2 separate regions of the Homo sapiens genome follow, and region 1 is linked to region 2. The links are chromatin loops, found by intact Hi-C in ENCODE. Cell type or tissue: heart right ventricle. All regions are shown on one strand. Each heading gives the region's core, and the rest is flanking DNA. Links, peaks and the distances in the headings are about the cores only.

The links. A loop is a pair of places that touch in the nucleus more often than their neighbours do. Peaks named below come from ENCODE experiments on the same cell type or tissue, not always from the same donor. Only the 100,000 strongest peaks of a DNase experiment are listed, where the experiment ranks them.
Region 1: a loop joins it to region 2, with 7 times the contacts of the local background. A loop is called at or near these places in 105 of 110 quality-filtered maps.

The regions. Positions count from the first base shown.
Region 1 is chr17:77,493,821-77,496,723 of GRCh38, reverse strand. The region is part of intron 10 of SEPTIN9 (septin 9); the gene reads right to left. Among named protein-coding and RNA genes, the nearest start is that of MIR4316, 98 kb to the right of the region's middle. RefSeq lists an enhancer at 1-297. In heart right ventricle, for the core only: CTCF peaks have their summits at 1,391 and 1,602 (motif pointing right); a DNase peak (open chromatin) is centred at 1,603.
Region 2 is chr17:77,429,045-77,431,947 of GRCh38, reverse strand. All of the region lies in intron 3 of SEPTIN9 (septin 9), which reads right to left. LOC112268199 (a long non-coding RNA gene) reads left to right here. Exons shown (of 2, transcript XR_002958141.2): 2 at 646-2,903. Among named protein-coding and RNA genes, the nearest start is that of MIR4316, 33 kb to the right of the region's middle. In heart right ventricle, for the core only: a CTCF peak has its summit at 1,709 (motif pointing left); a DNase peak (open chromatin) is centred at 1,617; H3K4me3 peaks cover 450 bases; H3K27ac peaks cover 2,129 bases.

The DNA of each region.
Region 1 (2,903 bases), core at 178-2,677, 65 kb before region 2:
CTAAACATTGCTCAGGGACATGTGCACTTCACACAATACATACAAGCCCAAGCTCGGGACAGTGGCCACTTCTCAGGGAGACTGGGCAGGAGACCACGGGCACCCACAAGTGCCCTCGGGCTCGAGCTGGTGGCCATCTCAGAGTGGTCATTTTATTGCTGTGCTTCGTAACTCCTATATGAACACGCGGTGCCTGGCATGTGTAACTGTTATATAACAGAAGGCCTTTTAACAAGGAGGGCAGTGAACGGCATCACTGGAGGTGGGGAGCCGGGCAGGGAAGGCAAATAAAGACACCCGGTGCCCTCCCATGTGATGAACTTCGTCTTCACACACCTGCAAGTGTCTCTTGTGATTCCTTTGTTATCCCCATTATCTTACGAAAATGGGGCGTAGACGCTGGGCACCACGGCTCACGTCTGCAATCCCAGCACTTTGGGAGGCTGAGGTGGGTGGATCACGAGGTCAGGAGTTCGAGACCAGCCTGGCCAACATGATGAAATCTCGTCTCTGTTAAAAATACAAAAATTAGCCAGGCCTGGTACCAGGCGCCTGTAATCCCAGCTACTCAGGAGGCTGAGGCAGGAGAATCACTGGAACCCAGGAGGTGGAGGTTGTGGTGAGCCAAGATCACGCCACGGCACTCCAGCCTGGGCAAAAGAGTGAAACTTCGTCTCAAAAAAAAAAAAAAAGAAAAAGAAAAAGAAAAGAAAAGAAAATGAGGCATAGAGAACGCAAGAACTGTGTCTGTCTCAGCTCCACAGTGCATAAGGCTGGAGCGGGATGCAGAACCCATACACCTGGCTCCAGGCTGCCCCATCGCAGAGCCACATGGCTTTTCCCCAAGTTAAAAATGTCTAGTTTTTACTTGGTAGGCCAGCAGGCAGGGCCGGGGCCTCCACCTTGCCCAGCCCTCAAGTGCTCTCAGTGCTATGCCGGTTGCCTTTGCCTAGGCCCTCCTGCCACGGCCCTGTGTAGGGCGGTGTCCACACTAGAACCTCCTGCAGACTGACCAGCAGCACTCTCATCTAACACTGACGGGCAGCGAGAGCCGGCAGGAAGAATGGGGCTCTCAGGCTGGAGTTGGAGTGTGTGATCGCCACTCCCTGGCTCGGGCAAGTTACTCTCATTCCCTCAGTTTCCTCATCCATAAAATGTGGATAATAACGTCACCCGCCTCTCAGGGACATGAGGATTAAATGAGTTCATGGCGTGATCAATTACACCCCACATTTCTATTGACAATACTTGGGGTGGTTTCTAAGGATGGGAAAGATACCTCAAGATGCTGTTCACCAAGTGGGAGGCAAGAACAAGGCACAGCCCTTACTAGTCCGGGTGTCAGGTCAGCTATGAACTCATGGGGCCCCTGATATAAAAACCCAGCAGTGCTGAAGGCACATTTCCAGGGTCCTCATATAAGACTGCTGGAAAGTGGGCCCCACCACCTCACAACTGTCCTGACAGGTTCCAGACTCTTCCTCAGCTGGAGCCAGTGGTGCTCAACAACGCACAGGTCAGAGAGGTGCGGGGACCTCTCTCTTGTGCATTTCCTGACAGTTTCTGTCACCGGCCACCTGCGGTACTCAAGGTTGGCCACCAGGGTGCAGCAGAGGCACGCCCATAGCAAAGCCGCCGGCCCGTCCCAGGCCCATCCATCCCTAACTCTCCCAAACCTGCCTTTCATAAAAAGTTTCCTAAACAGCAAGAACTCTTTGGGCAGAGAGGAAGAGAGGAACTGCAGGCAGAGGGGCCAAGGGGAGGCAAGCCAGCCTGACACCACAGGCGGATACTGGAAAACACCCAGGCTGCACCCAGCTGGGCAGCTCCCGCAGGGTGGGCCCGGCAGGGGTGGTGGTAGGGGAGGAGTGCAGACAGGGGAAAGGCCCGTGTGCCTCTCCACACCCTCCTCCAGGCATGAACTCCCATCTCGAGGGAGTCTGGTGCAGGGCTGGAGCTGTAGATTCTAGAGCCGCCTCCCGTTCTGGGTCCCTTGGCAGGTTTTCTGCTCACAGCACCTCTTCAACTCTGCAAGGAGGGTGGGTGCGGGGAGCTTCGGACATGAAACGAGATAACCCATGTCTAGCCAGTGGCACAGGAGTGTCTGATGCCTCCTGGTAATTGTCATTATGACCATTTTTTTAGAGCAACAGCTTCCCAAAAAGCTCTGTGGTCTTTGGGACAGTCTCTCAACTCACTAAAATCTTGGCACACTGCACCCACTTTGTGGATGATGAAAACTGAGGCCCTGGAAGATTAAGAGACTTGTGCTTCCTGCTCTACTGGGCCTTTCAGCCAAGTGCTCTCCCAGAACAAAGTGGCTTTTCCTGCTGCATTTCCCTCTGCACCTTCCCCTCTTCCATTCTAATGAGAAATGAAGGGACAGAGAGAGGAAGGGGAAGGAAACGTTCGGGCCCATCCCTCCCGGGGTGTCACCGCCAGGAGTGGGTTGAACTGTGGCCCCCCAGGGGCTCCCATCCATTCAAAGACATGGTCAAGGTCCAGGCCTTGGAACCCATGATTGTGACCTTACTTGGAAAACGTCTTTCTTTATAGATTCATTAAGGATCTCCAAATGGGATCATCCACTTAGGGTAGGCCCTAAGTCCAAAGACAGGCATCCTTGTCCAAAGACAAGAAGGAAAGAGGGCAGGCTCGGTGGCTCATTCCTGTAATCCCAGCACTTTGGGAGGCCAAGCAAGGTGGGCAGATCACCTGAGGTCAGGAGTTTAAGACCAGCCTGGCCAACATGGCGAAATCCTGTCTCTACTAAAAATACAAAAATTAAGTCAGGTGGGTGGTACGTGACTGTAATCCCAGATACTCGGGAGGCTGAGGCAGGAGAATTACTTGAACCCAGGAGGCAGAGGTTGCAGTGAGCTGAGATTGCAACACTGCACTCC
Region 2 (2,903 bases), core at 215-2,714:
CCATGGCTATTTGGCCTCATCCTTTTACAGGGCAAGTCTTGGGCGAAAAGTAGAAAGGATGAAAATCCCTGAGAGAGGTGACAACGTGGCAACTTTTTTTTTTTTTTTTTTTTTTTTGAGACAGCATTTCACTCCCGTTGCCTAGGCTGGAATGCAGTGGCACGATCTTGGCTCACTGCAACCTCTACCTCCCGGGCTCAAGCTATTCTCCTGCCTCAGCCTCCTGAGGAGCTGGGAGCACAGGCATGTGCCACCACACCAGGCTAATTTTTGTGTTTTTTTGTAGAGATGGAGTTTCGCCATGTTGCCCAGGCTGGTCTCAAACTCGTGGGCTCAAGCAATCTGCCTGCCTCAGCTTTCTGGGATTATAGACGTGAACCACCGTGCCTGGCTGAGGTGGTTCTCATACAAAGCAGAGAAAACCATCTTTAGTTCAAAACAAATTAATAAGTATTGAGTGTCTATGTAGAAAAAGACTAGAAGGAAACGTGAACATGTTAACAGTGTTTGTCTGGAGGACGCAATTATTATTGATCATTTCCTTTACATTTTCTAATTTAATTATTTTGTCACAAGTAGGTGTGATTTTTAAAATCACAAAAGATAAACGTTGGTTTTTTGTTTGTGTTTTGTTTTTTGAGACAGGGTCTCATCCTGTCACCCAGGAGCTGGAGTACAGTGGTGTGGTCATAGCTCACTGCAGCCTCAAACTCCTAACTCAAGCAATCCTCCTACCTGAGCCTCCTGAGGAGCTGGGACTACAGGCAAGCGCCACTACCCCTAGCACCTCTGTTGCCCAGACTGGTCTCGAACGCCTGGCCTCAAGCGACTCTCCCACCGCAGCCTCCCAAAGCTGGGATTACAGGCGTGAGCCACCACGCCCAGCAAAGATTGCTTTTCAATCAGGAAGACAGATGCTTCTTAGCACTTCTTGTTCTTCTTCTTTTTTTTTTTTTTGATACGGAGTATTGCTCTGTTGCCCAGGCTGGAGTGCAGTAGCACAGTCTCGGCTCACTGCAACCTCTGCCTCCCGGGTTCAAGAGATTCTCCTGCCTCAGCCTCCAGAGTAGCTGGGATTACAAGCGTGCACCACCATACCTGGCTAATTTTTGTATTTTCAGTAGAGATGGGGTTTCGCCATGTTGACCAGCCTGGTCTTGAACTCCTGACCTTAAGGGATTCACCCGCCTTGGCCTCCCAAAGTGTTGGGATTACATGCGTGAGCCACCACCCTCGGCCTGCTTCTTAGCACTTCTAACCTCTGCCCCTTGGCATCACCTGGCCAAGCAGATGAAAAGTTCCAGTGAGCTGTCAGCCGGCACCAGGCTGGGGTCTTCCCTAGGCAGCTCCAAGTGGCTAGGATCTGGCTTCTTTTCCAGAGCTGGGTCCAGAAACCAAGATCGGGAATGCGTGATGGCTGCTCTGCGGGCCCTTGCTATGAGGTCACTTCCCTGGTTCCAGTGATCGGCCGCTGGCTGTAGGGAGCATGTGGGTTCAGCCAGGGTTTGTGTCAACATGGCTCTGCTCTATCCACGGCCTAGTGGGTTCCTCCACCCCCCGCTGCATGACAACCCCAGGAAAAATGTTAGGAGGGAGGGAGCCGCTGGGGGTGTGACAGGAGAGACTTTCCAGGGACAGATTTGTAAAAACTGCTTCAAAGTCCTCTCCAAGGACTTTCAAGGCCTCCACTGCCCCCTACTGACAGGTCACGGCTCGGGCAGAGAAAGCTGGGGATGGAGCTGGCGGGGGGAGGGTGGCCAGCACCCGCAAGGCAAGGAGATGAGCTGGGAGAACAGGGGCTGGGAGGGCAGCCCCAGGCCAGCTCCTGTCTCCAGAACCACTGTCTCCCTCCTCTGGCCACAAAGTGAGGCTGGCCAGACACAGGCCTACTCCACAGGCTGGGAGGCTGGGCGTGAAAGCACTGTGCTTGCATGGGGTACCCCATGGTGAATACCATCAGAGCCAACCCCCAGGGTCTGCTGTCCTACAGGGAAGCCAGTGTAAGGCGCCCATGGAACCCAGAAGCATCTAAAGGATTTGACAGCCATGAGCTGGGAGGATCCAGTTCTGTAGCAGGAGAAAGAGAGGCAGAGAGACAGGTTTCGCAACATCTGCCCCATCCGCTGTGTTGCCCTGAGCACAGCCCACCCCTCTGTGGTCCCGAGTCTCAGCTCTGAGGTCTCTAAGACCCCCTGGGTCCCCGCAGCTCAGGATGCTCACTTGAAAACCAGGCCCAGCCAGCAGGGCCTCCCTCGTCAGCCTATTACTGGCCAGCTCCTGCCCAGCACCCTCCAGCTCATTATCCCCATCTGTGCAAACTCCACACCAGCACCCTAAGCCCTTCTTCCTCCAGGAAGGAGACTGTCCCCAGATGTGTCCCCTGTTCCCTTTCGATCAAAGCCCAGAAAACAGGAACCAGCCTTGCGCCTCCTCTCCCCACCGAACTGTTGGCCTTTTTGGATGCCCTCTCTGATTCTCTGCCAACATCCCCACAACACAATCAGCCCTCAGTCCCTCCCCAAATGCAATCGGCGAGCACGCTGTAGCCCAGGCGGACGGTGATGTCCCCATTTTGCAACCTGCGAGAGCCAGCACACCTCTCAGCCAGGTGGGCTGCAGGAGCCAGTCGTGGCGAGGGCAGGAGGCCTGCGTGCTGACGGCATCGGCACCATCAAAATTACGGTCAGATCAAGGTCACGGTCAACGAGCTTCTCCACCTGCAATTTCCTCCTCACCAAGGTGGCCTCAGCCTCAGCCTCGGCCTCAGCCTTGGTCTTGGCCTCAGGAGCTGCAGACACACCCCCAAGTCCCCACCCCAGGAGCTTGGCCTCACACACACCGGAGGACACGGAGCTGGGGCACAAATAGCCAAGAACAGGTACATCTGCAACCAGGAGCAGGGG